2 separate regions of the Homo sapiens genome follow, and region 2 is linked to region 1. The links are chromatin loops, found by intact Hi-C in ENCODE. Cell type or tissue: endothelial cell of umbilical vein. All regions are shown on one strand. Links, peaks and the distances in the headings refer to the core of each region. The heading gives the core; the rest is flanking DNA.

Region 1 (15,891 bases), core at 4,722-9,721:
CTACTCAGGAGGCTGAGGCAGGAGAATTGCTTGAACCTGGGAGGTGGAGGTTGCAGTGAGGTGAGATTGCACCATTGTGCTCCAGCCTGGGCAACAAGAGTGAAACTCTGTCTCAAAAAAAAAAAAAAAGAATGAGGGCTGGGCACGGTGGCTCATACCTGTAATCCCAGCACTTTGGGAGGATGAGGCAGATGGACACTTGAGGTAAGGAGTTCAAGACCAGCCTGGCCAACATGTTGAAACTCCATCTCTACTAAAAAAATAAAAATTAGCTGGGTGTGGTGGCAGACACCTGTAATCGCGGCTCCTCAGGAGGCTGAGGCAGGAGAAATGCTTGAACCCGGGAGGAGAAATTTGCAGTGAGCAGAGAACACGCCATTGCACTCCAGCCTGGGCAACAGAGTGAGTTGTCTCAAAAAAAAAAAAAAAAAAAAAAAGAGCCTGGAGCAGTGAGACAGAGTGAGACCCTGTCTCAAAAATTAATAAATAAACAAATAAAAGAAAGGACACCTTATTTTTAATGTATTTACAAATACAATTTCAGCATAAATGCAAATTGGTGATCAGACAGGAAATTTCAAAATTATAAACAACATAATTTAAGAGCTAAAAGGGTCCATTGGAACAATTTACTCCAACCTCCCTTTTTGCATTTGAAGAAAGGACCTAAATCCACTTGTTCCAAGTCCTAGAGCCCCATCACAGTGAATCCATGGCCATGTCTCCTGACTTTTGGAATCTGGAGGCCATCCCGTAACTCCATTCTTCCCCCAACCTCCAAGGCATCTCTTCCTACTGACATCTCCCAAGATGAAGCCTTAAAGAAAATTTCTGATGCTCTTAAAACAAATATGCATTTTATGATGTCATCCTGTGGTCAGGGTTAGGTCAATAGTCTCAGAGCTTCAGGTAATTCTTCGCTTTCTGCCTCTTCCTATTTGCTCCTTAAATTAATAAAGTAAGGGCCGGGCACGATGGCTCATGCCTGTAATCCCAGCACTTTGGGAGGCCGAGGCGGGCGGATCACGAGGTCAGGAGTTCAAGACCAGCCTGACCAACATGGTGAAACCCCATCTCTACTAAAAATACAAAAATTAGCCAGGTGTGGTGGCAGGCGCCTGTAATCCCAGCTACTCAGGAGGCTGAGACAGGAGAATCACTTGAACCTGGGAGGCGGAGGTTGCAGTGAGCCGAGATCACGCCATTGCACTCCAGCCTGGGCCATAGAGCAAGACTCCGTCTCAAAAAAAAAAAAAAATTAATAAAGTAACCCACTCTCTCCCTCATTTATTCAACAAACATGTCTTTTATTTATTTATTTATTTTATATTTTTAGTAGAGACAGGGTTTCACCATGTGGGCCAAGCTGGTCTCAAACTCCTGACCTCAAGTGATCTGCCTGCCTCCACCTCCCAAAGTGCTGGGATTACAGGCGTGAGCTACTGCGCCTGGCACGTTCCTTTTTTTTCCCTTTTTTTTTTTCCGTGTTCTTGGGCAGTGCTACAGGCAGTAACAATTTCTTGAGTGCTATTATGTAATAGGCCTAATCCACGCATTAGGAATTACTTTAACCTACTGTAGACGCATGCCATTTTAAAAGTGCAAAAGCTTTCTTTCTAGGAATACAGAATAATTTCCAAGATTTGGTGTTAGGTGAAAAAGCAAGGTATATAACAGTGTCTATATTCTGTAACCACTCATTAAAATAAGAAGAAAATACGCATGTATGGTTACATAGAAATATTCATGTACACACACACACACACACACACACACACACACACTTGTAGAAGGTACAAAATACTTCTAGAAGGATAATCACATAATCAGTAATACTGGTTGCCTCTAGGGAGAGGAAAGGAGTGGCTGGGGACCACAGTTGGAAGGAGAATTTTCATTTGAATTTTGATCCATGTGAATTTACTATACATTCCAAAAATAAATTAAACTAAAAATAAAAATAAGAGATGCATTTCCTTCACAATTTTAAAGAAGCCCCTACTCTCAGAACAAGCAGTTGCCTGTAATCAGGTTCATCTTTGTTACAGAACCCTGTCCTGAGGCCCTTATAATTTTCTTCTTTCCAATTTTATCTTTATGGCCTTGTACCGTGGATCTCCACCCATCTGGCCACAAGACTTCCTTCCCATCAAGGCTGAATTGTATCTGGCAGCAGGAATGCTATAAAGACTGAAACTCCCATCTGTATTTAAGGTCTGAGAAATGAAAGTGGATCTTTGTAACAAAAGAATTATGTGATATTAAGTCCAAAACATACTCACCTCTGCACTAATGGAAAGAAACCTATTTATGGTTGATCTGAAACTATATATTTGTCTTTTAAATATTTCTATCTCTATTTTCCTTCTTTTTCAATAATTTTGGTGTATCTCCACTTTTAAAAATTGGAGTGTGCCTGATATACTATGTAAGAAAACAAAATGACACTCTGAAAATCAGACTCAGGAGAAATTATAAAAGAGTCAAATTTCTCCAGGGTCTTCTCAAGCTTTCTCTTCTTCCTTTACCTTAAAAAAAAAAAACTCTCTTTGTAACTCATTCCATGCAGGTAAAAGATTTTCTGCCTAACAAAAAGCAGCCATCTAAGAAGACTTATATTTAGTGAAATCTCTAGTATTTGAGTTTACAATATCAAGCTACTTGTGAAGTGTGTTTGAGCCCAATTACCAGTAACTAGAATGTACTGTAATACTACTATATCTTGATTAATTTGTGGGAATATTCCTCTAGGAATTAAGTGGGGTGGGGGAAGTACAGGGGAGTAACCTAATAAAAGATGTGCATAGCGGCCAGGCGAGGTGGCTCATGCCTGTAATCCCAACATTGGAAGGCCCAGGCAGGAGGACCACTTGAGGCTAGGAATTCAAGATGAGCCTGGACAACAAAGCAAGACCCTGTCTCTACTTAAAAAAAAAATGTGTGTATAGCAGTTCTATTTATATTAGGAAAAAGTGGGGAAAACTCAAATGCCCAACAACATGGGAATGAGCAAGCAAACCATGCAGTTCAAACAGGGTAACCTTATGTAGCAATTTAAAAATAAAAGATAATAAGCGGGGCATGATGGCTCATGCCTACAATACCGGCACTTTGGGAGGCCAGGGAGGGCAGATCACCTGAGGTCAGGAGCTCGAGACCGGCCTGACCAACATGGAGAAACCCCATCTCTACTAAAACTACAAAATTAGCCGGGTGTGGTGGTACATGCCTGTAATCCCAGCTACTCAGGAGGCTGAGGCAGGAGAATTGCTTGAACCCGGGAGGCGGAGGTTGCGGTGAGCTGCGATCGTGCCATTGCACTCCAGCCTGGGCAACAGGAGTGAAACTCCATCTCAATAAATAAATAAATAAATAAATATAAAAAATAAAATAATAAAGGAAAATAATATTAAGAGAAAATACACAGAATAGTATATACATTGATGGCAGCTCTAAAATTTATTTTATAGTCATTCATAACAATAAGTTGAAAATTTGAAGCAATGATAACAATTTAATCATTATTAGGTAGCTCTTTCTTTTGCAAAGCTGTATCTACTTCTTACACAAAGATTAAAGAATCTTAGCTGAATTCTTCATTCAAATTGCCTACAGAATTTCCTCATTTGATGAAAGGTTTGAATTAGAGTAGTATCTCTAAAGTCTGTTTAAGCTCTAAAAATTCTGTGTACTTTCCTATTAAGCGCCATGAATTTATGGAGAACATTAAACATTATCAGTTCTACAGACTACAAAATCTTGGATCAGATTGCCGTTTTAAACATGAGTCTGTACTACTGTTTTAATTTTTACAATTTAAAGAGAAAATGAATCTGTAGTGACGTGACTGCAATCTGGTTCAGAAACCAAACATGTCAAGCATCTAAATTCAACTCTAGCCTATGTAATATTAGAAGGCAATAGTCAGGGTTTGCTAATATACCTATTTTCAAGCCTTTTCCAACTATTTCCCACTCAGGAATTAGGAGAAAAGAAATCAGATAATTACATAAATTATACCAATAATAGTAGCATTAAAAATGACAAGAATAACACATATTACGTGTTTATTATGGGCTACGCACTATGTCAAATGCTTTACTTGGATTTTTCCCCCATTTAATCCTAGCAGTATCTCTCAGATAGATTTTATTATTCCAATTTGCAGAGAAAGAAATTCAATGTCAGAGGAAATAAAGAATTTCCCCAAGGTCACCCAGCCAGAAAGAACAGAGTCAAGACCTAGCCTAAGTCTGCTAAACTCTAAAGCCCACGCTCTCACCCATTACACTACACTGCCTCCCGAACACAAAGTCAATATGAACCCCCTGAAAATCATCTCTGCTTTTCTGATTCATACTTTCTTCTCAATTATGAAGTATCAAGTTGAAATTAAAACCTCAGTGTGGCTTACAATCAGTGTAACTACATTGTAAAAATAATGCTGATTGGAGTTACCCTTCATTAAGACAGATCAGAAATACATAATTAATTAAACTGCATACTTTAAATTATAAGAAATATAAACCATGCAGTTATATGATGAAATGATGAGCAATAGGAACATTAAATGCTCTATGAGAATATATGGGTTTGTGGGACAGAAACAAAACAGAGAAGCAGCACCAGTGTCTGGAATTTGGCTTTCAGCAGCTTCTCCAATCAATGCTGGCAACTCCATAGTTCCCAGTAATGTGTGAGAGCTTCTGAGACCCCACAGCTTGGTCAATCATCATAATTATGATTATGAGACAACAAACACCTTCAGTGTATGATTTAATTTCCTGAACTGCAAGAGTATCTGTGTTAACAGGGGAATTGGAGGAATTACTGCTCTGACCATGAGTAAAAAATTCAGTATCAAGCTGCTGGTAAGGCAGGTCAGGAATGATAAAATAATATAGCGTGGAGAAATCTGCCCTGTCTTCATCTTGTTTAACTGACTTTCTAAACAGGTGTATTAATGACAAATTTTTCTTGGAGGAAAATTTTTTTTCTTTCCTAGGTTGGTGATTCAGAGTTAACTGCTTTATGCCAGTGGCAGTAAGAGGGATGTAGCGATCTGTTTAACTACAGCCCAATGAAGCAACTTCTCAATTATTCACTTATTAAATTCAATATTGCTGAGGGAAAGAAGGAATATGCACGCTAACCATCCTTAAATATTCAGAATTCATTCTGAATCACACTCAACATCACAACTAAGAAATTGAATTAAACCATTTATGTATGACATATATAATATGATTAATATGAATTATGAAAATTTATTCTAAGTTTCCATGTAATAAAAAGCAATTTAAAGTTATTTTTGCACATCAATTACGCAAATACCTGAGCTCTCAAAGTTGGAAATTTCCACACATCAGTGAGAAAATTCATTGTCTAATAAAAGAAAACTCTTAAAAACTATGAAATTAAAAGTATGTTTCTAAGAGCACTGCATAAAATTTTAAACAAGCAAAGCCAACTTATAAACAAATAACCTAAATTTATAAGCATAAAACTTTTAGCTACTCTCTCTATATATTTTTTTCACATAGAACATTTTCTCAATGGTAAGGTATTCACAAAGTAAAGTATAGTGAGACTCATTCTTTTGCTTGACATAGATAACTTTCCATAGGTAGATAGTTAATTACAGGATATTTTAAAGTAAAAATAGCAGCTGCTTTTGTTATTCCATTTAAAAGACTCATTACATTTGCTAAATAACTGAGATATGACACACTGGAGATGTTTTTTAGGAAATTATAAAATATAATTATGTTAACTCAAAAATTGCCAAATGTATCTTTCATTTCTCTGAATTAACTTGCTTTTAAAATAAATTTGAGCTATAGTAAAATTGAAAATAAATTACAAAAAGGAAATGTGGAATTAAAAATCATTAATCTGGGCAATCTTATTGAAAGAAATGAGGGCCTGGATCTATAGTTTTTTTGTTTTTGTTTTTGTTTTTTGAGACAGGGGCTTACTCTGTGCCCAGCCTGGAGTGCAGTGGTGCAATCACAGCTCAGTGCAGCCTTGACCTCCTGGGCTCAAGTGATCCTCCCATCTCAGCCTCCCAAGTAGCTAGGACTACAAGCACGCACAACCACGCCTGGTTAACTTTTAAATTTTTTGTAGAGATGGGGTCTGACTGTTGCTCAGGCTGGTCTCAAATTCCTGGGCTCAAGAGATCCTTCCACCTTGGCCTCCCAAAGTGTTGGGATTACAGGTGTGAGCCACCACATCCGGTCCCAGATGCCATATACATTTTAATCACAAAAATGAAATGTCAACCATCCTGCAGCAAGACTATTATTTGTGATGCATAATTTCTTACTTTCAGATTGTGAGAGTGTTTCCTGACTTCAGTTCTCACCAACAGCTGAGACAATATGTGAGAAATGGGAAATGGGAGTGACAGGAGAGCCTGAGACACACAGAGACCAAAAGAAATGTGCCAGAGAGTTGGCCAGCATGGGAGAACAACCAGTACTTCCTCCCAGTTGCATTAAAATAAAGTGAGATAAGATCAGTAAACAGTGCTCCTGCTGTATAATAATCTGCATATAGAATACTCTGTGATGGGAGAACACTGGCTCTTTCAAAGATTTAGGACTCTCCTAGATAAGAAAAGATGGTGGTTCACAGAGGCACTTGCCGAAGAGCCAGGTCACTGCTTCCTCTGGGGTCTCAGTGTTTGAAAGTAGAGCTTTTAAACAATCTATTTACCTTGACCCATATTCATCAGAGACATTAAATATCAAACCTGAAGCCTCACCCAGGGTGCTGCAGACTGGCACGTCTGTGATCCCTACAGAAATTGCGCTGGATGGCTCTCACTGTAACGTCCTGCCACTCAACATGGTTCCTCAGAACAAAAGTATTCTTCCTTTACCACCCTCCGGGTAGCCTCAGTTATTGCTCTGTGTGCCCTTGCTTACGTGTGATAAGATGGTCACCCCCATAATGTGTTCCTTCTCCCTGCAGTGGTCCCCTGACAGGTATAAAGCCCATCACACTGAAGTGTTACAGAGGGGATGCAGAAGGGACCTAGCAGAAGCCTTTATCTCTTTGAGTCATTTTGAAATGGAATTTTTTGTTCTGTGTCTCTGCAGCAGTCAGAAAACTTGCACAGAAAGAGACTGGACATACTAATAAGCAAATCAAATGCTTCAAAGTGGTATCATCAACCCTCTCCTGCCTGCCTTTCCTGCTTCTACAGAGAGAGGCCAGTCACCACCTTTCTATTTCAGTCACACTACGTACGGTTCTATGGGAACTGTCATTTTCCTTTACTGCGGTTTCCAAGGCCCTAAAATAACCTTCTCATTAGCTTCACCAAGTTCATTGTTAACATAAATAGGACAAAATAGGCAGCCACATACAAACGACTTTAAGGGAACACTATCAGCACTGCTCATCTATTTATGTTCTAAATGGAAATATTCAAAATAGGGCAAAAAAATCCTTGGTTTTTCATATTATCAGGAAATATATTGTGGATAATTTTTAACTTCCTGGAAATGAATTAAGATGGCTGACAACTTTTAATTCAGTTTAGGCTTGACTCTGTCTGTCACATCCAGGTGGCCACCAGCAGAAGCTTGAGTAATGTGGAAAATATGTCTGTGCAGCTGCTGGCAAAGAAGCACAGTTATACTTCTTCAGAAACAGTGTGACAGAGTTCCTGCAAAGGAATGCAATATTGGCTGATTTGTAAGCAGTACTGCCACTGGTATGCACCCTCGAATCCAACCCTAATACTCTCTGGCCATATTCCCCTCAAAGACTTCGTGGTTGAAGCTCATAAAAATAGAATGATGTCATTGTGGATCAGGTGCTCTTCATTTCTGTCCACTCTCCAGGATACAATAAGGAGCTTAGGAGGAGGATGGAGAACTGGCTCTACGGAATAGCAAGTGATACCAGAAGATAAGATAGGTAGGCACTGCCCTCTTCACTAGGTAAGGGCAGCTAATGAGGGCAGTCTCATTAGCTTAGGCTCCCCAACTACTGTTGCTTCAAACTTTGGCCTCAATTTGTAGACTAAAGTCACCAGAACAATAGTTAACTACCAGTGGGATTAGTGATCTTCCTTATACTTGGTTTACACAGAGGAATGCTAACATCTTTCCCTGGGGAGTTCCAGGACAGCTGATCAATCTAGAAACAAAATTCAATCTCAGGGGTTGGAAACCTTTTTCTGTAATGGGCCAGATAGTATTTTAGTCTCTGTGGGCCAGCTGCAGCAGTCTTTGTTGCAACTACTCAACACTGTGACTATAGCTCAAAAGTGACCATAGACAGTATGTCAACAAATGAGTGTGTCTGTGTTCCAATAAACTTTATTCACAAAAACAGGCAGCAGGCTGGATTTCGACCATAGACTAGTTTGCTGACCCTTGCTTCATCTAACGGTTACACTGATGTTGCCACAAGAGTGACCAAAAAATGATAACCAGAACCAAGTTGTTCTGGCAAAACTAATCTATTGTATTAGAAGCCAGAATAGTGGCTCTTATGGGCCACTATTTGTGGGATTAGTGGGGTCAGGGATCAGGGGGAGTACTGTAATTGGGAAGAAGCACATGGAAGCTTCTGGATTAATAGTAATATTCTGTTTCTTGATATGGTTGATGTTTACATAGGTGTGTTAACTTCGTGAAAATTCATTGAACTATGCGAGAATTCATTGATGAGTTGTATAAATTTCTGTGTCTATTTTATAAACTATTTTTAAAAAGAAAAAAAAAGAACCAACATGTTCTAAGGGAGAAATCATTTTAAGAAAAATAAGGCAGAAAGTCCTATAGAGAGAATATAAGAGTTGGGTAAAGTGTCTGTGGGTTCCCAGCTGTGCAATGAGGATGATGCAGGCCAAGTTCTTTTGTTTGTAGTGTGCTTTTTAAAAAAATTGTGATTACAAACCACATAATGTAAAATTTAACATCTTAACTATTTTAAAATGTATAGTTCAGTACTGTTGAGTATATTCATATTGTTGTGAAACAGACCTCCAGGATGTTTTTATCTTGCTAAACTATTAACTACATACCAATTAAATGACAACTCCCCCTTTTATGAAATAACATGAGGTTAAAAAAGTAGATCCCCAAATTATATATGTATTATAATTACAACTGCTTAAAATTATATACACATTGGGTAAAAGTTCTAAATGATGAGCTAAAAACAATTATGTTAGAACAGTAGGATTAAGAGGCAATTGTCCTAAATTTTCTTAATATTTCCCCCATTTCCCGAGCCCTTGGCAACCACCATTTTTCGTTCTATGAATCTGACTACTTTAGATGTCTCAAATAAGTGGAATCATACAGTATCTGTCTTTTTGTGGTGGCTTATTTCACTTAGCATCACGTCCTCAAGGTCCATCCATGTTGTAGTATGTGACAGGATTTCTTTCCTTTTTAAGCCAGAACACGATTCCATTTTATGTATATACCACATTTGTTTTAACCATTCATCTGATGATGGGCATTTTAGGGTACTTCCACCTTTTGCCTATTGTGAATAGTGCTGCTATGAACATAGGTGTGCAAATGTCTCTTTGAGACTTTGCTTTCAAATCTTTTGCATATAACCCAGAGGTGGGATTGCTGGGTCATATGGCAGTTCTATTTTTTATTTTTTTAGGAACTTCCATACTGTTTTCCATAGTAGCCACACCATTTTACAATCTTACCAACAATACACAAGGGCTCCAATTTCTCCAAAGCCTTGTCAATGCCTGTCATTGTCAGGTTTATAAAACATTTATTTATTTTTATTGATATATAATAGATATAAATATTTTCAGAGTACATGTGATAATTTAATACCTTCTAATCAGTGTAACTGGTATATCCATCAACCTAAATATTTGTCTTTTCTTTTATTATTGTTATACTTTAAGTTCTAAGGTACATGTGCACAACATGCAAGTTTGTTACACATGTATACTTGTGCCATGTTGGTGTGCTGCACCCATTAACTCGTCATTTACATTAGGTATATCTCCTAATGCTATCCCTCCCCACTCCCGCCACCCCACAATAGGCCCCAGTGTGTGATGTTCCCCATCCTGTGTCCAAGTGTTCCCATTGTTCAATTCCCACCTATGAGTGAGAATATGTGGTGTTTGCTTTTCTGTCCTCGCGACAGTTTGCTCAGAATGATGGTTTCCAGCTTCATCCACGTCCCTACAAAGGACATGAACTCATCCTTTTTTATAGCTGCATAGTATTCCACGGTGTATATGTGCCACATTTTCTTCATCCAGTCTATCACTGATGGACATTTGGGTTGGTTCTAAGTCTTTGCTACTGTGAATAGTGCCACAATAAACATACGTGTGCATGTGTCTTTATAGCAGCATGATTTATAATCCTTTGGGTATATACCCAGTAATGGGATGACTGGGTCAAATGATATTTCTAGTTCTAGATCCTTGAGGAATCGCCACACTATCTTCCACAATGGTTGAACTAGTTTACAGTCCCACCGACAGTTTAAAAGTGTTCCTATTTCTCCACATCCTCTCCAGCACCTGCTGTTTCCTGACTTTTTAATGATTGCCATTCTAACTGGTGTGAGATGGTATCTCATTGTGGTTTTGATTTGCATTTCCCTGACGGCCAGTGATGATGAGCATTTTTTCATATGTCTGTTGGCTACATAAATGTCTTCTTTTGAGAAGTGTCTATTCATATCCTTTGCCCACTTTTTGATGGGGTTGTTTGATTTTTTCTTGTAAATTTGTTTAAGTTCTTCACAGATTCTGGATATTAGCCCTTTGTCAGATGGGTAGATTGCAAAAATTTTCTCCCATTCTGTAGGTTGCCTGTTCACTCTGATGGTAGTTTCTTTTGCTGTGCAGAAGCTCTTTAGTTTAATTAGATCACATTTGTCAACTTTGGCTTTTGTTGTCATTGCTTTTGGTGTTTTAGACATGAAGTCCTTGCCCATGCCTATGTCCTGAATGGTATTGCCTAGGTTTTCTTCTAGGGTTTTTATGGTTTTAGGACTAACATTTAAGTCTTTAATCCATCTTGAATTAATTTTTGTATAAGGTATAAGGAAGGGATCCAGTTCCAGCTTTCTAATATGGCTAGCCAGTTTTCCCAGCACCATTTATTAAATAGGGAATCCTTTCCCCATTTCTTGTTTTTGTCAGGTTTGTCAAAGATCAGATGGTTATAGATGTGTGGTATTATTTCTGAGGGCTCTGTTCTGTTCCATTGGTCTATATCTCTGTTTTGGTACCAGTACCATGCTGTTTTGGTTACTGTAGGCTTGTAGTATAGTTTGAAGTCAGGTAGCGTGATGCCTCCAGGTTTGCTCTTTTTGCTTAGGATTGACTTGGCAATGTGGGCTCTTTTTTGTTTCCATATGAACTTTCAAGTAGTTTTTTCCAATTCTGTGAAGAAAGTCATTGGCAGCTTGATGGGGATGGCATTGAATCTATAAATTACCTTGGGCAGTATGGCCATTTTCATGCTATTGATTCTTCCTATCCATGAGCATGGAATGTTCTTCCATTTGTTTGTGTCCTCTTTTATTTTGTTGAGCAGTGGTTGGTAGTTCTCCTTGAAGAGGTCCTTCACATCCCTTGTAATTTGGATTCCTAGGTATTTTATTCTCTTTGAAGCAATTGTGAATGGGAGTTCACTCATGATTTGGCTCTCTGTTTGTCTGTTATTGGTGTATAGGAATGCTTGTGATTTTTGCACATTGATTTTGTATCCTGAGACTTTGCTGATGTTGCTTATCAGCTTAAGGAGATTTTGGGCTGAGACAATGGGGTTTTCTAAATATACAATCATGTCATCTGCAAATAGGGAAAATTTGACTTTCTCTTTTCCTAATTGAATTCCCTTTCTTTCTCTTGCCTGATTGCCCTGGCCAGAACTTCCAACACTATGTTGAGTAAGAGTGGTGAGAGAGGACATCCCTGTTTTGTGCCAGTTTTCAAAGGGAATGCTTCCAGTTTCTGCCCGTACGTATGATATTGACTGTGAGTTTGTCATAAATAGCTCTTATTATTTTGAGATATGTCCCATCAATACCTAATTTATTGAGAGTTGTTTTAGCAAGAAGGGCTGTTGAATTTTGTTGAAGGCCTTTTCTGCATCCATTGAGATAATCATGTGGTTTTTATCTTTCCTTCTGTTAATATGTTGGATTACGTTTATGGATTTGTGTATGTTGAACCAGCCTTGCATCCCAGGGATGAAGCCCATTTGGTCATGGTGGATAAGCTTTTTGATGTGCTCCTGGATTCAGTTTGCCAGTATTTTATTTAGGATTTTCACATCAATGTTCATCAGGGATCAGGGATATTGGTCTAAAATTCTCTTTTTTTGTTGTGTCTCTGCCAGGCTTTGGTATCAGGATGATGCTGGCCTCATAAAATGAGTTAGGGAGGATTCCCTCTTTTTCTATTGATTGGAATAGTTTCAGAAGGAATGGTACCAGCTCCTCCTTGTACCTCTGGTAGAATTCGGCTGTGAATCCATCTGGTCCTGGACTTTTTTTGGTTGGTAGGCTCTTAATTATTGCCTCAATTTCAGAACCTGTTATTGGTCTATTCAGGGATTCAACTTCTTCCTGGTTTAGTCTTGAGAGGGTATAAGTGTCCAGGAATTTATCCATTTCTTCTAGATTTTCTAGTTTATTTGCATAGAGGTGTTTACAGTATACTCTGATGGTAGTTTGTATTTCTGTGGGATCAGTGGTGATATCCCCTTTATCATTTTTTATTGCATCTGTTTGATTCTTCTCTCTTTTCTTCTTTATTAGTCTTGCTAGCGGTCTATCAATTTTGTTGATCTTTTCAAAAAACCAGCTCCTGGATTCATTGATTTTTTGAAGGGTTTTTTGTGTCTCTATCTCCTTCAGTTCTGCTCTGATCTTAGTTATTTCTTGCCTTCTGCTAGCTTTTGAATGTGTTTGCTCTTGCTTCTCTAGTTCTTTTAATTGTGATGTTAGGGTGTCAATTTTAGATCTTTCCTGCTTTCTCTTGTGGGCCTTTAGTGCTATAAATTTCCCTCTACACACTGCTTTAAATGTGTCCCAGAGATTCTGGTATGTTGTATCTTTGTTCTCATTGGTTTCAAAGAACATCTTTATTTCTGCCTTCATTTCATTATGTACCCAGTAGTCACTCAGGAGCAGCTTGTGCAGTTTCCGTGTAGTTGGGTGGTTTGGGTGAGTTTCTTAATCCTGAGTTCTAGTTTGATTGCACTGTGGTCTGAGCGACTGTTTGTTATAATTTCTGTTCTTTTACATTTGCCGAGGAGTGCTTTACTTCTAACTATGTGGTCAATTTTGGAATAAGTGTGATGTGGTGCTGAGAAGAATGTATGTTCTGTTGATCTGGGGTGGAGAGTTCTGTAGATGTCTATTAGGTCCACTTGCTGCAGAGCTGAGTTCAATTTCTGGATATCGTTGTTAACTTTCTGTCTCATTGATCTGTCTAATGTTGACAGTGGGGTGTTAAAGTCTTCCATTATTACTGTGTGGGAGTCTCTTTGTAGGTCTCTAAGGACTTGCTTTATGAATTTGGGTGCTCCTGTATTGGGTGCATATATATTCAGGATAGTTAGCTCTTCTTGTTGAATTGATCCCTTTACCATCATGTAATGGCCTTTGTCTCTTCTGATCTTTGTTGGTTTAAAGTCTGTTTTATCAGAGACTAGGATTGCAACCCCTGCTTTTTTTTGTTTTCCATTTGCTTGGTAGATCTTCCTCCATCCCTTTATTTTGAGCCTATGTGTGTCTCTGCACATGAGATGGGTCTCCTGAATACAGCACACTGATGGGTCTTGACTCTGTATCCAATTTGCCAGTCTGTGTCTTTTAATTGGAGCATTTAGCCCATTTACATTTAAGGTTAATATTGTTATGTGTGAATTTGATCCTGTCATTATGATGTTAGCTGGTTATTTTGCCCGTTAGTTGATGCAGTTTCTTCCTAGCATCGATGGTCTTTACAATTTGGCATGTTTTTCAATGGCTGGTACCGGTTGTTCCTTTCCATGTTTAGTGCTTCCTTCAGGAGCTCTTGTAGGGCAGGCCTGGTGGTGACAAAATCTCTCAGCATTTGCTTGTCTGTAAAGGATTTTATTTCTCCTTCACTTATGAAGCTTAGTTTGGCTGGATATGAAATTCTGAGTTGAAAGTTCTTTTCTTTAAGAATGTTGAATATCGGCCCCCACTCTCTTCTGACTTGTAGAGTTTCTGCCGAGAGATCCGCTGTTAGTCTGATGGGTTACCCTTTGTAGGTAACCTGACCTTTCTCTCTGGCTGCCCTTAACATTTTTTCTTTCATTTCAACCTTGGTGAATCTGACAATTATGTGTCTTGGAGTTGCTCTTCTCGAGGAGTATCTTTGTGGCGTTCTCTGTATTTCCTGAATTTGAATGTTGGCCTGCCTTGCTAGGTTGGGGAAGTTCTCCTGGATAATATCCTGAAGAGTGTTTTCCAACTTGGTTCCATTCTCCCTGTCACTTTCAGGTACACCAATCAGACGTAGATTTGGTCTTTTCACATAGTCCCATATTACTTGGAGGCTTTGTTCGTTTCTTTTTACTCTTTTTTCTCTAAACTTCTCTTTTCGCTTCATTTCATTCATTTGATCTTCAATCACTGATACCCTTTCTTCCACTTGATCAAATCGGCTACTGAAGCTTGTACATGCGTCACATAGTTCTCGTGCCATGGTTTTCAGCTCCATCAGGTCTTTTAAGGACTTCTCTACGCTGTTTATTCTAGTTAGCCATTTGTCTAATTTTTTTTTCAAGGTTTTTAGTTTCTTTGCAATGGGCTCGAACATCCTCCTTTAGCTCAGAGAAGTTTGTTATTACCGATCGTCTGAAGCCTTCTTCTCTCAACTTGTCAAAGTCTTTCTCCATCCAGCTTTGTTCCATTGCTGGCGAGGAACCGCGTTCCTTTGGAGGAGAAGAGGCGCTCTGATTTTTAGGATTTTCAGCTTTTCTGCTCTGGTTTCTTCCCATCTTTGTGGTTTTATCTACCTTTGGTCTTCGATCATGGTGACGTACAGATGGGGTTTTGGTGTGGATGTCCTTTCTGTTTGTTAGTTTTCCTTCTAACAGTCAGGACCCTCAGCTGCAGGTCTGTTGGAATTTGCTGGAGGTCCACTCCGGACCCTGTTAACCTAGGTATCACCAGTGGAGGCTGCAGAACAGCAAATATTGCAGAACGGCAAATGCTGCTGTCTGATCGTTCCTCTGGAAGCTTCGTCTCAGAGGGGTACCTGTCCGTATGAGGTGTCAGTCAGCCCCTACTGGGAGGTGCCTCCCAGTTAGGCTACTTGGGGGTCAGGGACTCACTTGAGGAGGCAGTCTGTCCCTCTCAGATCTCAAACTCTGTGCTGGGAGAACCACTACTCTCTTCAAAGCTGTCAGACAGCGACGATTAAGTCTGCAGAAGCTTCTGCTTCCTTTTGTTCAGCTATGCCCTGCCCCCAGAGGTGGAGTCTACAGAGGCAGGCAGGCCTCCTTGAGCTGTGGTGGGCTACACCCAGTTCGAGCTTCCCGGCCGCTTTGTTTACCTACTCAAGCCTCAGCAATGGCAGGCGCCCCTCCCCCAGCCTCGCTGCCACCTTGCAGTTCGATCTCAGACTGCTGTGCTAGCAATGAGCGAGGCTCCGTGGGCGTGGGACCCTCCAAGCCAGGCATTTGATATAATCTCCTGGTGCGCCGTTTGCTAAGACCGTTGGAAAAGCGCAGTATTAGGGAGGGAGTGACCTGATTTTCCAGGTGCCGTCTGTCACCACTTCCTTTGGCTAGGAAAGGGAATTCCCGGAACCCTTGCGCTTCCCGGGTGAGGTGATGCCTTGCCCTGCTTTGGCTCATGCTCCGTGGGCTGCATCCACTGTCC
Region 2 (15,891 bases), core at 6,321-11,320, 57 kb after region 1:
GTTTCTGCCACCAGAATGACCCAATCCCTTTATGTACCTTCTCTTAGCTCTCTTTTGGCATACTCTAATTTGAATACCAGTTTAACTCAGATAATTGCACAACAAAACTGTGTGAATAAGTAGTATTTTTATTTGAAACAACACAAAGAGGTACAGTTTAAAATATTCCATTCATCCAAAAGAAGGCAAGAAAGGAAGAACAGAGGAATGAAAAACAAATAGGACAAATAGAAAACAAATACCAAGATAGCATATGTAAACCCAACCATATCAATACTTACAATAAATATAAATGGGCTCCAATTAAAAAGCAGATTATTAACTTGGATTAAAAAAAGTAAGACCCAGCAATATACTGTTTATAAGGCAAGCACTTTAAATATAAAGAAACAAATAGATTAACGTAAAAAAAGGTATACTATGCAAACACTGCATAAGAAAGCTGGTGGGGCTATATTAATAGACAAAGTAGACTTCAATGAAAAGACTATTATAGAGATAAAGAGGGGCATTTAATAATGATAATAAGCCAATTCATCAAGACAACATAGCAGTCTTAACTATGCATGTACCTAATAACAAAGCTGTAAAATAAATAAAGCAAAAAGACAGAACTTTCTAAAAGGAGAACTTAACAAATTCACAGTAATACTTGGAGATTTTAACAACCCTTTTCCAGTAATAAATAGAAAAATAACCAGCGACAAGCTATCTAAAAATCAAAAAGGATAAAGAAGATTTGAACATTATTAACTTGACCTAGATGACATTTATAGAAAGAACATCATACAGCAATAGCAAGAATACACATTCTTTTCAAATGAACATGGAACATTCACCAAGGTAGACCATACGCTGGGCTATAAAACAAGTCTCAATAAATAGATAAATTTGGCTGGCCAGGCACAGTGGCTCATGCCTGTAATACCAGCACTTTGGGAGTCCGAGGCGGGCAGATCACCTGAGGTCAGGAGTTTGAGACCAGCCTGGCCAACATGGTGAAACCCCATCTCTACTAAAAATCCAAAAAAAAATTAGCTGGGTATGGTGGCGGGTGCCTATAATCAGCTGAGGCACAAGAATCACTTGAACCCAGGAGGCGGAGGTTGCAGTGAGCCGAGATTGTGCCACTGCACTCCAGCCTGGGTGACAGAGTGGGACTCTGTCTCAATGAATAAATAAATAAATAAATAAATAAATAAAAATAAATCCCAAAGTATTAAAATCATACAGAGTGTGCTTTTTGACTATAATAATATTAAATGTTAATATTTTGATGAATTAACTTGTATTAATAAATGTCCCTTCTTATCTCTGGTAACAGTCATTTTCTTGAGGTCTACTTTGTCTGATATTAATACAGCCCTACCAATTGTCTAATGTAATGTCATGTATGGCATGCTGTGTATCTTTTAAAAAAATTTTAGTCTATTTGTGTGCTTTTCTAATAGGCAGTGCTTTTCTAATAGGCAGCATATTGTCAATCCTTGCTTTTGTATCCAAATTCAAAATAATAATAAGATAGCTACAAAAATTTCCAAATGTTAAGGAATTAAGCAACACAGCTATAAATAACCTATGAGTAAAAGAACAAATCTGAAGAGAAATTAGAAAATATGTTGAACTGAATGATAACAAAATCTGAAAATATCAAAATGTATGGGATGCAACTAAAGCAGTGTATAGAGAGAAATTTATAGTTTTACATATTTTTATTACAAAAGAGAAAGATGTCAAATCAATAATCTCAGCTTCTATCTTTTTTTTTTTTTCTTTTTTGAGACAAGGTCTTGTTCTATCACCCAGACTAGAGTGCAATGGCACGATCATAGCTCATAGGCCTGCTTTGGCCTCCCAAGTAGCTGGTACTACAGGCATGTACCACCACACCTGGCTACTTTTTTTTTTTTTTTAAGAGAGGGTCTCCCTATGTTGCCCAGGCTAGTCTTGAACTCCTAGGCTCAAGGGATCCTCCCACCTCAGCCTCCCAAAGTGCTGGGATTACAGGCATCAGCCATCTTGCCTGGCCTCAGCTTCTATCTTCACAAGCTAGAAAAATAAGAATAAATTAGACCCAAAGTAAGTAGAAAGAAGGAAATAATAAAAAATAAAAACAGAAAGCAATGAAATAGAAAACAGGGCCAGGCATGGTAGTTCACGTCTGTAATCTCAGAGCTTTGGGAGGGAGGTCAAGGTGGGCAGATGGCTTGAGGCCAAGACTTTGAGACTAGCCTAGGCAAAATAGTGAGACCCTGTCTCTAAAAAAAAAAAAAAAAAAAAAAAAAAACAACATCAACAACAACAAAAAACTTCAAACAAACAAAATTAGCCAGTGCCTGTAGTCCCAGCTACTTGGGAGGCCAACGAGGGAGGATCACTTGAGTTCAGGAGTTCAAGGCTGCAGTGAACTATGATCATGCTATTGCACTGCATTCTGGGCGACAGAGCAAAACCCTGCCTCAAAAAAAAAAAAAAAAAAAAAAGAGAGAGAGAGAGGGAAGGAGGGAAAATGAGCAAAGCAGGGAAAAATCAAAGTCAAAAGTTAGTTCTTTGGAAAGATTAATAAAACTGATAAACTTCTGGCAAGACTGATATCAAACATGTGTTTCACAAAACACAAACTTCCAATAATAGGAATGAAAAATGAGATATCACCACAGACCTTACAGACATTGAAAAGCTAATACTGGGATATTATGGACAATTTTATTGCATTCATTAGATGGGACAAAGTCCTTGAAAACCATAACTTACCAATAATAACAAAATAACACAAGAGAAAATCTGAATAGCCCTAAATTTATTAATTACATTTGTAATTAAAATCAAAACAAACAGCACACCTAATAGGATGGCTGGTATTTAAAAACAGCAACAACAACCCAGAATATAACAAGTATTGGTGAGGATGTGGAGAAATTAGGAAATTGGAGCCCTTATTCATTGCTATTGGAACATAAAATGATACAGCAGCTATGAAAAAACATTATGGTGAATCCTCAGAAATTAAACATACAATTACCATATGATTCAGCAATTCTACTTCTGGGTATATACCCAAAAGAAGTGAAAGCAGAGACCAAAGAGATATTTGTACACCCATATTCATAGCAACATCATTCACAATAGACAAAAGGTAGAAGCAACCCACGTGTCCATTGAAGATAAATGGATAAACAAAATGTGATACATACATACATATATATGTACAATGGAACATTATCCAGCCTTAAAAAGAAAGGAAATTTTGACACATGGTACAACCATGGATGAATCTTAAAGATATTATGCTAAGTGAAATAAGCTAGTCATAAAAGGATAGATATTGTATGATTCCTCTTATATGAGGTTCCTAGAGTAGTCAAACCGATAGAGACAGGAAGTGGAGTGGTGTTTGGCAGAGGTTGGGGAAGGGGGAATGGGGAATTAAGTTTTTAATGGATAGGGGAGGGGCGAGAGGAAACGGGGAGACGTAGATCAAAGGATACAAAGTTGCAGATATGTAGGATGAACACGTCTACAGATCTAATGTACAATACGAGGACTACAGTTAATAATATTGTATTATATTTGGGACTTTTGCTGAAAGAGTAGATTTCAGGTACACTTGCCACACATACACACAAAGGTAACTATGTGAGAAGATACAATTGTTAATCTGCTTGCCTATGGCAACCACTTCACTGTGTATATGTACATTAAAACATCTTCTTGTGTACCTTATATATACAATTAAAGAAGAGAAGCTAGATACCAAAAAAGTAAAAAATAAATAGATAAAGAGTTTCATTTAGGGAAGATGAAAAAGTTCTGGAAATGGATGAAGTATGAAGAAGGCAACAAAAATTTCCACAAATCCTGATAAGGTGTTTCAGTTTTTTAAAATTTACTATGTGAAAAATCTGAAAACGTGGTCCTGACCCTTCACTTAACTCAAATTAATGTCACATCAAAGGTATATATTGTACCAACTTTGCCCACAGGTTCCCATTTTCAGCTCACCATCCTATGAAGGTCCTTCCTCTTGAATCCTAAGAAGGCCAAAATGAAACAGAACAAGCAAGACTTTAGGGCCATGCCCCTATGAGATCTTAATGCCAAGGCTCAGTCATGAATAGGCAATGGTTAAAGCAATCACTAAGGAACAGACGAGAAAGGAAATGAAGCTCATTCAAGTATTGGATTGACAGTGTCATTAAAAATTGCATTTATTATGCTACCAAGTATAAAGAGGCATACCAAGAAAAGCTGACAGACTTCCTGCCAGCTCTAGGTGTAGGTAGGTATGTGTCTATTTTAGAATGTAAGGAAAAGAACAAATGTATAAAAGGACTTGGGTTCAGCATACATAGTAACCATGACAAGCCAAGGAGAAGGTGGTTTTAATAGTTACCAGTTTCCTGAGCAGACTACCACCACAATGAGCATAGTGGCAAAAGCAGCAGCCTTGATACAGAAGGCCAACTTATGGGGAGCAGATCTCTCCCCAGCTACAAATTTTGGCTAGATGCTTTGCCTACCACTAAAATGGGATCCTTTTCACAATGATTCATACATCTGCCTGACCATATCAACAAACTATAACATATGCTACAGGAATAGGTAAAATGTATGTAATGCACATGACAAAATACCTCTTAACTGCAAATTTTGCTTTTGGGGAGCAATAGTTTTGAGTAATACTTTTTTTTAAAGAAGGATTTTAATAAAAGGAAAGACTCCATAGTATATTTTGCAAATTGAAAAAATATTTTGGAAAGTAAAGGCTGAGCACAGTGGTTCATGCCTGTAATCCCAGCACTTTTGGAGGCTGAGGCAGGAGGATTGCTTGAGCCTAGGAGTTTGAGATCAGCCTGGGCAACATAGAGAGACCTCATCTCAAAATAAAAATAAATAAATAAAAGGAAATAAAGCACCAATTCCAATATCTCTTCCATGTAAATTTCATTTTTTTTTAAAAAAGTTAAATATTTACCATGTGTGATGACCTATCCTAAGCACTTATATACAGTATATTATCTTATTTAGCTTCCATTTCCCTATCAAGGGGTACTATTTTAAGAAAAAAACCTATAAAGGACGAAGTAAACTAACAGGCCTAAAGTCACCCAGCTAAAAATTGATAGAGATTCAATTCCAGTCCAAGCAGTCTAATTAAAGAATCCACATTCTACCTTTTTGGATGTTTTTGTTTTTGCTTTTTTGAACAGCATTATTATTCACATACATATAATTCACCCATTTGCCTTCTACTTTTGTACACCACATATACAAGAAGGATCATGTTACTGATTCCCCAGTCTTTAATGGGGTTGCTAATTTTGTTGTAACTGATTTAAGGAGGCCCAGAATTCCTTCTCTCCCTTCATCTCTCAACTCTGTTTTTCTCTTGGGCCTTAATCAAATAGCAAGCAATGCCATTGGTAGTCAGCAGTCCCCAGATTTAGGAAAGCACAGTCATTCTCTTATTTGGCTTGTCATATTACTATATGTGCTGAACCCATACATAACAATATGTATAATCTGTACTCAAACCTCAAGGTGCAGACAAAAGGCTCTTGCATCACCTAAATAATGTAACATTTTAACACCCACGTCTTTTCACCGGTTTGCTTCTGCAGAGCTGAGTAGTAGAGGCAAAGAACGGCTTCTTAGTTCCATTGCTTTTTAAGATGGTTCCTAAGACTGCTTTCTTGCATTTTAATACTACTAGAGGAACACCAAAGAAATAGAGCAAACAGTACTGCTGTTTGTGTGAATCTATAACGATTATCCTTGGAGCACTTAGCTAGCTCTAGGAAAAACTATTTGTAAAACTCCCCAAGGATGATTCCCAGTTGTCTCAGCTCACTGCAACCCCAGGGAGAGGAATTGCTATTAACCATACACTAAATGCCAGTCCACCATGTAAAAGTTAACTTCCCTTCAATGTTTCCTGAGTTCTGAGTATCCTTTAAATAAGTAAATTAGTGAGACGTTCATGTTTTCACCTTTGTAACTGTTTAGCATTTCTTCTCAGCTGGGAAGCTGGGAAGCAAACATCATCTAGAATGAAGTTGCACTAAACATTACCTGAGAGGCTAGCATTAATGAGAACAAATTAAGCGCTACTGTTGTACTTTTTTGGAGAGCAAAAGCTGACAGGTAAGAAACACTTAAGTATCAACTACACTGCAGTGAAAACTGAAGCTTCAATTAACCCTGGCAATTTCAGCGAACTCAGAGGGTGACCATCTGCCAGACAAACAGCTTAGGCAACTCATGCATCTTGTTTTAATCTTTCTTTGGATGATTATAATTTCAGGGTATAAATAAGGTTATTAGCAAGAACAGAACAACAACAATAATTACAGTAAGTATTTGCAGAGCATTTTGATCACACTATGACGTCAGTAACTCTGCAGCTTCAAAATGGGAATTTCATGCTTAGCGTTTGTTCTCCATGACTGCCCTGAATGGTGGCTACATGATACACTCACTCACACAAAAAGAGGCAACTGGGACTCAGAAGTTATTTCTCTAAGGGATTTAATGTAAGCTCATCTCAAAGCCATCTCAATCCAAAATATCTGAACTATTCTTATTTCTCTGGACGTTGTCTCCAAACACATTATACTGGGCCAGAATGAAATTGGTTTTAACTTATTTACCTGGCATTTCACATTTAGACTTCTATGTACGGAAGAAGGAAAAAAGCCTGGATTCTTGATGGCATCATTGAACAGGTAAACCAATGATAGTCTATCTCTGACTTCTTGCTAGGTGAAAAAAGTAAATCCTTTTGTATTTTAGCCACTATTAGGTTTTCTGTTACGTAATATGTATTATTGTTAAGTCCTGGGATTTCAGAGACAAATCCATTTGGTTTCTGCTCTCAAGAATTACCATTAAGTGAAGAAGAAAGAGATGCAAACAAAGAATCCTGACATGATATATAGTAAAGGTAAGTACAAAATGCTATTGGAGCACAGAGGAATGAAAGATTAAGTCTACTAGTGGTGGCTCTGAGAAGCTTTCTGGTAGAGGCAATATTTGTGCTGGGTATAGAAGAATGAGTAACATTCCACGGAGAGAAGGGTAAAAGCCAGGGAATTTCAGGCAGGAGGATTAGCACAAATAAAGATTAAACAGGTGTGAAAACATGGAATATTCAGAGAATAAAAATAATATAGAAAAAGGTGCTGACCTAAATAATTCTGGATATGAATGGTGCCTATAAAACTGAAGGCAATAGGAATGGTAATAAGCACTGTACTCTAGTTGATAAAGGGTTAACAATTCTGAAATCAGTATACAAGGAAATCAGAATTGAACAATTAGGAAGTAGGTGATACTTGGCAGAAGCCAGGTTTCTCATTGTTGGAGTGGGAGGTTACAAACAAGGGAGAAGAAAAGGCTAGAATAATCTATATGGTAATGACTTAGAATGCGAGTCATTTGTATGCACTCATATTTAGCTTAATATACATACGTTATATATAGAAATATCTGTAGATATGTATGTATACATTCATTAGTATACACACATATATTTCCTTACTCTGTCATCTGAGAGGGCCTAGAAGTCATCACATCCCGGTGGCAACAAGCACACCCAGTACCCAGATCTTCGTTTCTAACCATTCTCTAATAAAACAGAACCATGGCTGCTTGGAGAACTGGCTGATTCTAGGATTGAGGCAGAGAATATAACATGAGCCTAGAGCATCTTATAGTGCCAGAAAGTAAGGAAGTGCACACACATACACCCGAAAAACCAAAAAAACCTACAGTGCTGAGGGTATTGTCAAAAGGACACAGGAGCCAACTGAACGTGTAGCCAATGGCCAAAGCTAGAATACTCTGAGCAACAAAATAAAAAGTAGTTTTGGATTACAACCCAAAGTATAAAATAAATATCCATGTATCCATACTGATATAAATGATTAAATAAACAAATAAATGAGGGAGAAGAGAGAAATCGTCCATGCAAATAGTCCTGAATAATTTATGTAAATAAATACTCTTCCCTTAAGGAAGTGGAACATAACTCCTCATTAAGTGTGGGCAGCACATAGTGACTTCTTTCTAAAAGAGTTCAGTGTGGAAAGGGGGAAAAATAACTCTGCAGCGGAGTAACTTCACAAAGACTTCCTCAGCCAGGTGATCAAGGTTAACACGAACAGTGATAGTGCTGATAGCATGTATTCTTGATATGATGTGACAAAAACAGCACTTTACCTCTATGTTCTTCTTCCCCAACCCCCATAACTTCAGTCTAATCATAAGAAAACTATCAGATAAACCCCAGTTGACAGACATTCTATAAAATATGACTAATACTCCCCAAACTGTCAAGGTCATCAAAAACAAAGAAAGTCTGAGAAACTGCCAGAGCCAAGCAAAATAAGGAGACACGATGACTACATGTAATGTGGTATCCTGGATGGAATCCTGGAACTCAAAAAAGTCATTAGGTAAAAAGTAAGGAAATGTGAATAAAATATGGACTTTAGTTAACAATAATGTATCAATATTGGTTCATTAACTGTAACAAATGTACCATACGAATCTGTTACTAACAAGGGAGACGGGGTATGGACTATATGGAACCTCTCTATACTAACTTCACAATTTCTTCATAAATCTAAAAGTGTTCTAAAATTAAAAATGTAAAACAAAATAATTTTGTATGACTACAGACTATGATGTGAGGGGCAGACAGGTGGGGTGGGGAGGTGGTTATAAGGCTGGAAAGTTAGGCAGAGGCCAGATAGGAATCTTCATGTACACCAAATTAAGCAGTTTGAATATTTTCTCATAGGCAATGCAACAAACAGAATTTTAAATAAGAGAGCAAGATGATGAGATCTGTTCAGTGGTCCCCTCCTCATCCTGTCTGCAGGGGATAGGTTCCAAGATCCCTAGTGGATGCCTGAAACTGTGAATAGTAACAAACCCTATACATACTATGCTTTCTCATATATATATATATATATATATATATATATATATATATATATATATATGATAGTTTAACTTACAAATTAGGCTTAAGAGATTAGCAATAACTAATAAAACAGAACACTTGTAACAATATACAATAAGTTATGTGAATATAGTCTCTCCCTCTCTCTCAAAATATCTTATTATACTGTATTAACCCTTCCTGTGTTGATGTGAGATGATAAAATGCCTACGTGATAAGATGCAGTGAGGTGAATGATGCAGGCATCGTGACATAGTGTTAAGCTACTATTGACCTACATCTGAAGGACGATCAGCTGCTTCAGGTAATCCTGGATCATGGAGCCATGACGGTGTCAATGGCTGGCTGTCAGGAGCAGATGATGACTACCGGGTAGTTAGAATTTATAGAGTGGATACACTGGACAAAAGAGTGATTCACTTCCTGGGCAGGACAGAGTGAGATGGTGTGACACTTCATCATGCTATTCAGAATGGCATGCAGTCTAAAACTTCTGCCTTGTTTATTTCTGGAATTTTCCATGTAATATTTTCAGACTATGGTTGACAGTGGGTAAATGAACCATGGAAAGTGAAACCATGGATAATGGGAGACATTATTTATAAAGATTATAAAGACTTACAAAATGTATTTATATATATTATAATGGCCTTATACTACCGATGACTGATCAATGAAAATCAAAGTTCTGGGACCAGGGCATGTGTAGCATTTAAAATCTCCCCATACAATCTTGGTGTACATTGAGGATTGAGAACCACTCAGATACAGAATTAATGAGAAGAGAAAGAGGCCCAGGGCTACACACTAAGACTATTAGATCATGACAGCTAAAGAAAACAGTGGCCATGAGTATCAACGAGGGCACATATTCAAGTCACACTTCAGAGGGAGAATCAATGAATTTCTTGCAATGACTAGATGTAAAAGTTGTGTGCAGTGAAACAGGAGACAAGGTTTCTGGCTTGCATGGCTGAGTAGATGTTGATGGTATTCAAAACAGAGTTCATACACACAGGCAAAAAGGCTAGATAATGGTGGGATGAAGGTAGGGAAGGGAAGATAATGAGTTCAATTTGCACATGACAAACTTTAAGGATCCTACAATATATTCAAATGGATAGCCCCAATAGGTACTTAGAAATGAATTCATGTGAGTGGTAGGTGCTAGAGATGTGTATCTGGGAATCAAGTCCTGGTTTTACAGGTGGTGGCTGAAGTCGAGAGGGACTGATCAAGAAAAAAAAATAGGGCAGATGGAACTAATGGTAATACTGATATTTAGGAAGAAGAGGGGTTAGTTTATGGGACTCAATACTAAAGAATATTAAAAGAAGCCAAAAATAAACAATTGGTTTTAGAAATGTAGGAAATCAGTGATGACCTTTATCAAGGTGATTTGAAACCTGGCTCTGCCAGCAGAAAACAGTTTAATCAATATATAAGTCACTGGAGTAAAGGAGGTAATGAATGTAGATGACTGACAGGCAGAGGAGAGAAAAGGAGAGAAGTTGGGCTGTATTTTGAGGGATCATGTAGGTGAAAGAAGGGTATTTGTTAAGCTGCAAAGATTCTTGAGTATCATTGTAGGATGAGAGAACACACACACACAAAGACTGAAGATACTGAAAAAAGAAAATTGCTGACAAAACAAGTTTTGAGAATAAGTAGGCCAAAGAAAGGGGAAATAAGTACACAGAAAACACATCAGCTATGTGAGGTATCTAGAACAACTTTATGCTCTGAAGAGTAAGAACAGGTGAGTTTGTAGTAGAAGAGAAGATGGCTAAGACACTCCTTTCCCAATGAGCTCTTCTTCGTGAAGTAAGAGGCTGTAAGGTAGGGGGCATGAGAAAAGGAGGAACAGAAAAAAAATGGGAAAGGACACTAACAACATTTGAATAAAAGAATGTCAATGAACATAAGTTGCCTATCTAAAGATGCAGCTCAAATTAGTGGTTATTTATTGGTTGTCTCTCAAGTATTCACTCCCTACTTCCCATAGCTCATGGACTTGAAATCTGTACATTTTCTGAGAGGCCAGAGTGGACATGATTGAAGCCAGAGGTGAACATATACCCTATGCTAAGCCAATCGGCACACTTCTATACCTCTGGGCATAGTGATTGGTTAGGAAGTGGGCATGTGGCCAAACCTGTCCAACAGAGTACCTTTCTGTTTTACTGCTAGAGATCTGGGAACAAAGATAATTTTTAATACCTATTAGGTATGAAAGAGGAAGCACCTGTTATGTATGAAAGAGGGGCTTTTTCAACAGCCCCAAAGCTGTTGAAAGCTATATTGGTCAGCTTGGGCTGCCACAACAAAATATCATAGACTAGGTTGCTTAAACAACAGAAATTTTATTTTCTCACAGGTCTGGAGGCTAGAAGTCCCATATCAAAGTGCTGGCTGATTTGGTTCCTGGCTTGTAGACAGCCACCTTCTCATTGTGTCCTCCAATGGCCTCTGTGCATTCGCAGAGGGAGAGATATCTTCTCCTCTTTTTATAAGGACACCAGTTCTATTGAATTAGGGCCTCACTCCTAAGACCTCACTTGATCTTTATTACCTCCATAAAGGCCCATCTCTAAATAAAGTCACATTGTGGGGTAGGCCTTCAGCATATGAATTTAGGGGGACACAATGCAGTCCATAACAAAAGCCACCTTGGAGCCATGAGTGGGCCTAACGTTAGGTATGCATGGTACAAATATAGGATGAAGCCAACTATGAGGCAAGAAAACTAGGAAGCTAAAAAGAGGTTCATAAGTCCCATTGTTAAGTAGTTGGATTAAATTCCTCTTTTTTTTTTTTCAGTTATCGAGCCAATACATTTCTTAATTGTTTAAGCCATCTGAGTTTTCTGTTATCTGCTACCAAAAGTAACCTAACTGATAGGGCAGTTATTGATTTCCTCTACTACCTAGTTTGTGGGGCGAAATATTTGGTTTGATCTGGATTAGGACTATTTAGGCTTGTAGTATGGAAAGCAATGGTGATTTAAGATGGTGGAAGTGAAGGAAAATATAACTAGTAACCACAGAGTAAGCCCATGCTGACTGGGAAAAAAATAATAGAGAGGGAAGAGGAGGGTAGAAGGAATTGGAGGAGCTGATGGACTTAAAGTGGCTAGAGTCTGGGTTTAAAAGAAACAAGGGGAGGGACCCAGCAACTTGGGAGGCTGAGGTGGGAGGATCACTTGAGCCCAGGATTTTGAGGCTGCAGTGAGCCTTGATCATGCCTAGGTGACAGGGCAAGACCCGGACTCTAAAAGCGGGGGGGAAATGGAAAGAAACAGGGGAGGGAGAAGACAGATAGGAGGTACTGGTTAGGAATGAGGCCTTCTAAGTTTTTTTTTTAACCCATCTCACCTAGTAACAAAAACAGTAAACACTGTAACAATGAGAAGGAACTACTGCTTTGAACGAGAGGCTCTTACAGTGTGGCCAAAACCACAAGGCCACAAATGCCTATGAAAGAGAAAGCTTTTAGTATTGACAAAAGCTAAAACATGGACTCCCGTCCACCATCTTATGTTAATCTTCTGAAAGTCATTATAATAGATCTCCATCCCTTGCTCTTCAGGAACAGTCCCCCACTGGACACATCTGCTAAAACAGGGTTTGTCCAACCAAGGTCCTATGACAATTATTTAAATCGCATTTTTATTATGATAATAATCTAAAATTCAATAGGAGCCATGTATAACTGCTACTTGATTTCAGTGTCTGTGTTTGCATTTATGATCTTGCTGGCAATAAGCAGCACAGATGTAATACATAAATGATGCATCTGAGTATACAGCACACTGTAAAAAGATTCTGCAGTATTTTGAATAGAGAAAAGTGGTGAGGGAATTGGGAAGACACATAGCACACAACAGCACAGATGGGCTGAAGTCAAAAGAACCTGCATGATGATGGTCAGTAGCTTCTTTATAATGAGAGTTGCAATTTATTTTCAGTAAAACATCAGCAGTCACACTATACCGCTGTTAATTCGAGTTTTATTGGTTTTGTGGTTGTACTTGTACTTATTTTGATTTTGTGGCTGAATAGGAGCTCTATGTACAAGGAGCTTATACCTGGATTTGTGTTCATAAACAACATAGTAAGAATATTTTAAGTCAACTGAGGGACCTGAGAATATTTTTCCTTTAAACAGAGATTTATTTCTCAGCATTTAGAAATAGTATTAGAAAATTCTGTTCCAGAGAATTCTACAGTTTTTTTGTTTTTTTTTTTTTTTGAGATGGAGTTTCACTCTTGTTCCCCAGGCTGGAGTGCAATGGCAAGATTTTGGCTCACCGCAACCTCCGCCTCCCCAGTTCAAGTGATTCTCCTGCCTCAGCCTCCCGAGTAGCTGGGATTACAGGCATGCACCACCACGCTTGGCTTTTTTTATTTTTAGTAGAGATGTGGTTTCTCCATGTTGGTCAGGTTGGTCTCAAACTCCCGATCTCACGTGATCCACCCACCTCGGCCTCCCAAAGTGCTGGGATTACAGGTGTGAGCCACCGTGACCAGCTGCTGGGAATTCTACTCTTACTGCTCCTTAATAGCAGAAATATCCCTAAGTAGGGCAGAGTCATCTCAATTCTCTGCAGAAAGCAATTTCAGGTGGCGCTGAAGGGTATGGACTAGGTTGGTTCAGGATCTGCCACTTACTACCACAGGCTGTATCACTACCAGAGGTTGTCTTAGTTTTACAACCTCTGGCATGATACCTAACTTCGCTAGTCTCAATTTCTTTAATAAAATGTGGCTAATAAGGTTATTTCCAAAGATAGGAAGCTTCTGGGAGGTAACACATGTAGCTTAGTGCTGGGTGCGTGGTAAGTGTTCAATCAGTGCTAACCCATTTGCTGTTATCATTAGTCTGCCTCTCCTCACAATTTCCACAGGGCTTTGTGAATACCACAGGATCAAGCCTTCCACTAAGATGCTGCTTAATTTGAACAGCCCTAAGTAGTCCCAACTTTTCAAGAAGACAAAAGACTAATTTACCAATGAAGCAGGATGGTATAGTAGAGGGCTGAACCGACAACAGGCTTAGTCCCAAGTTCAAGTCACTTAATAGGTGGCTAAGCCGGGACTTGAAGTTGAGATTAAGTCTGTTGTCAGTTCATGATTTTTTAGGGAAAGTCACTTTGCTTACGCCTATCAGTGCGTTCGTAAAATTGAGAGAATTCTTAAGTCACAAAGTTCTTACAAAGAAAATTATAAACTACATAGTGCCTTACAAATGTAAAGTCAAATTATTATTCAACAAATTCCGGAAACATTTCTAAGGGGCACCTCTTAAAACTAAAACAGAAAAAAAAATCCCACAAAATAAAATTAATAAATAATTACGAACACCCTCCCACCTCCCACTGTCTAGCAATCAGGTACTGAGGCAGTCAGTTAGGACCACAAGCTAAAATGAAAGTAACAATCAAGTCTTACTTTCTGCAACAGTGCAAGCGGGAGGCAAAAAGAAATGCTAGCTCCCCAGCTTTCCTTTCTCCCCCACTGAATGGCAGCACTGGGTGAGGATCAAGTAGACACGGCATAGATGGGGAAATTGTCTTACTGTCAAGGAGGGGTGGGAGAAGGCTCTCGCTTTTCTAAATGGACCCCTGGGGTGGAGGTGGTCAGGGACGCGGCAGGGCAGAGAGGGGAGCCTGGAATGGAAGGAAGTCCTCTGAATGGAGGCATCTGGGCTAGGAATGCAGGGGGCTGATTCCTAGACTACAGCCCCTCCAGGAAACTGCAATGTTCTAGCTGTGCACCAACTATGGTGTGGGGAAGGCAGCTTCTCCCCATGAGGCCCTCCAGGCAGAGCCTTGTAATTGTCTACGGTCAGGCCGGAAAGATCACATGTGGAATTTCGACCTAGAGCCAGACTCCTCACCCACAAAGAAGTAAACCTTATCCCAGGAAACTATATAAACTTAAAAAAATCAATAAATTTAAGAAAGGTTTAGAAAAGCCCATGAATAATAATGTCACAGCAAGCTGCTAAAGAATAATTGAGAATATTAATTATGTTCTTAATCTCCAAGGAATACATCATATAGAGAAACCTTAGTAATCTTTCACCTATGAACGGTCTTATTCCTACGCTCATTTGTAAGACAGTTGTTAAGAGCTCAGAACCACATTTTCTATAGGAACATTTTAAATGGTGATTAAGAAACCAGGCTAGTCCACACATGCTTTTTAAATCCATAACGTGGATGAAAAGAAATGTCCTTGTTTATTTTAAATGGTCTTAGAAAACTGGCAAATCCTATTTTCCCAAATAGCTGAAACATTGCCAATCCACACTGCCTGGGGCAACTCGAATCTTATTTAATACAAAAACAATCTGATTAAATATGATTCTTTCCAAACAACAACAAAACACATAAAACCTGTCAACCAACTCCCTGCCACCTGACAACCTAAGATGTGTCTAGAAGGTACTAATGTTGTTTAGCTAAAAACTAAACCTGTACCTCAAAATAAGTGCTGTCCCTTCAAATAAGTGACTTTAAGAGATTACTATTTATTCCAATAATAGCAAAACATTTTTGAAATTCCATTTTCAGATAATGTCCTCATAGCAAGCTATTGTTCTTTTTCATATCCTCAATGATGGCAAACTCTTTGCTTTAGAAGAATACCTTTTGCTTTCAGAGTAAGTTGTTGTTCTTGTTGCCATACATGTATAAACTCCTGACATAAACAGCTTGGAAGAATAATACTCATTAAGATACAGCTTCTGGTATGTTATTTCCTTGAACAGTCTTAAGCAGTCATACCTCATAAATCCAGTTCACATAGTACATACTGTAATACCACAAATGATAGTATCTTTAGATATTACTTAGATAATATCCTTAAATGTTACTCTTTTCTAAGAAGCCAAAGTTATCTGGAAATATGAGCTGGATG

What was found. A loop is a pair of places that touch in the nucleus more often than their neighbours do. Peaks named below come from ENCODE experiments on the same cell type or tissue, not always from the same donor. Only the 100,000 strongest peaks of a DNase experiment are listed, where the experiment ranks them.
Region 2: it touches region 1 in a loop (2.4-fold over the local background); 14 of 110 quality-filtered maps call a loop at or near these places.

What each region holds. Positions count from the first base shown.
Region 1 is chr2:171,340,085-171,355,975 of GRCh38, forward strand. All of the region lies in intron 3 of METTL8 (methyltransferase 8, tRNA N3-cytidine), which reads right to left. Among named protein-coding and RNA genes, the nearest start is that of METTL8, 86 kb to the right of the region's middle. RefSeq lists an enhancer at 7,163-7,212. In endothelial cell of umbilical vein, for the core only: no CTCF peak of the experiment used is centred there; DNase peaks (open chromatin) are centred at 6,407 and 7,647.
Region 2 is chr2:171,395,093-171,410,983 of GRCh38, forward strand. All of the region lies in intron 1 of METTL8 (methyltransferase 8, tRNA N3-cytidine), which reads right to left. Among named protein-coding and RNA genes, the nearest start is that of METTL8, 31 kb to the right of the region's middle. RefSeq lists a silencer at 10,692-10,741 and enhancers at 11,372-11,471, 12,299-12,358. In endothelial cell of umbilical vein, for the core only: no CTCF peak of the experiment used is centred there; DNase peaks (open chromatin) are centred at 8,319 and 9,389; H3K27ac peaks cover 2,532 bases.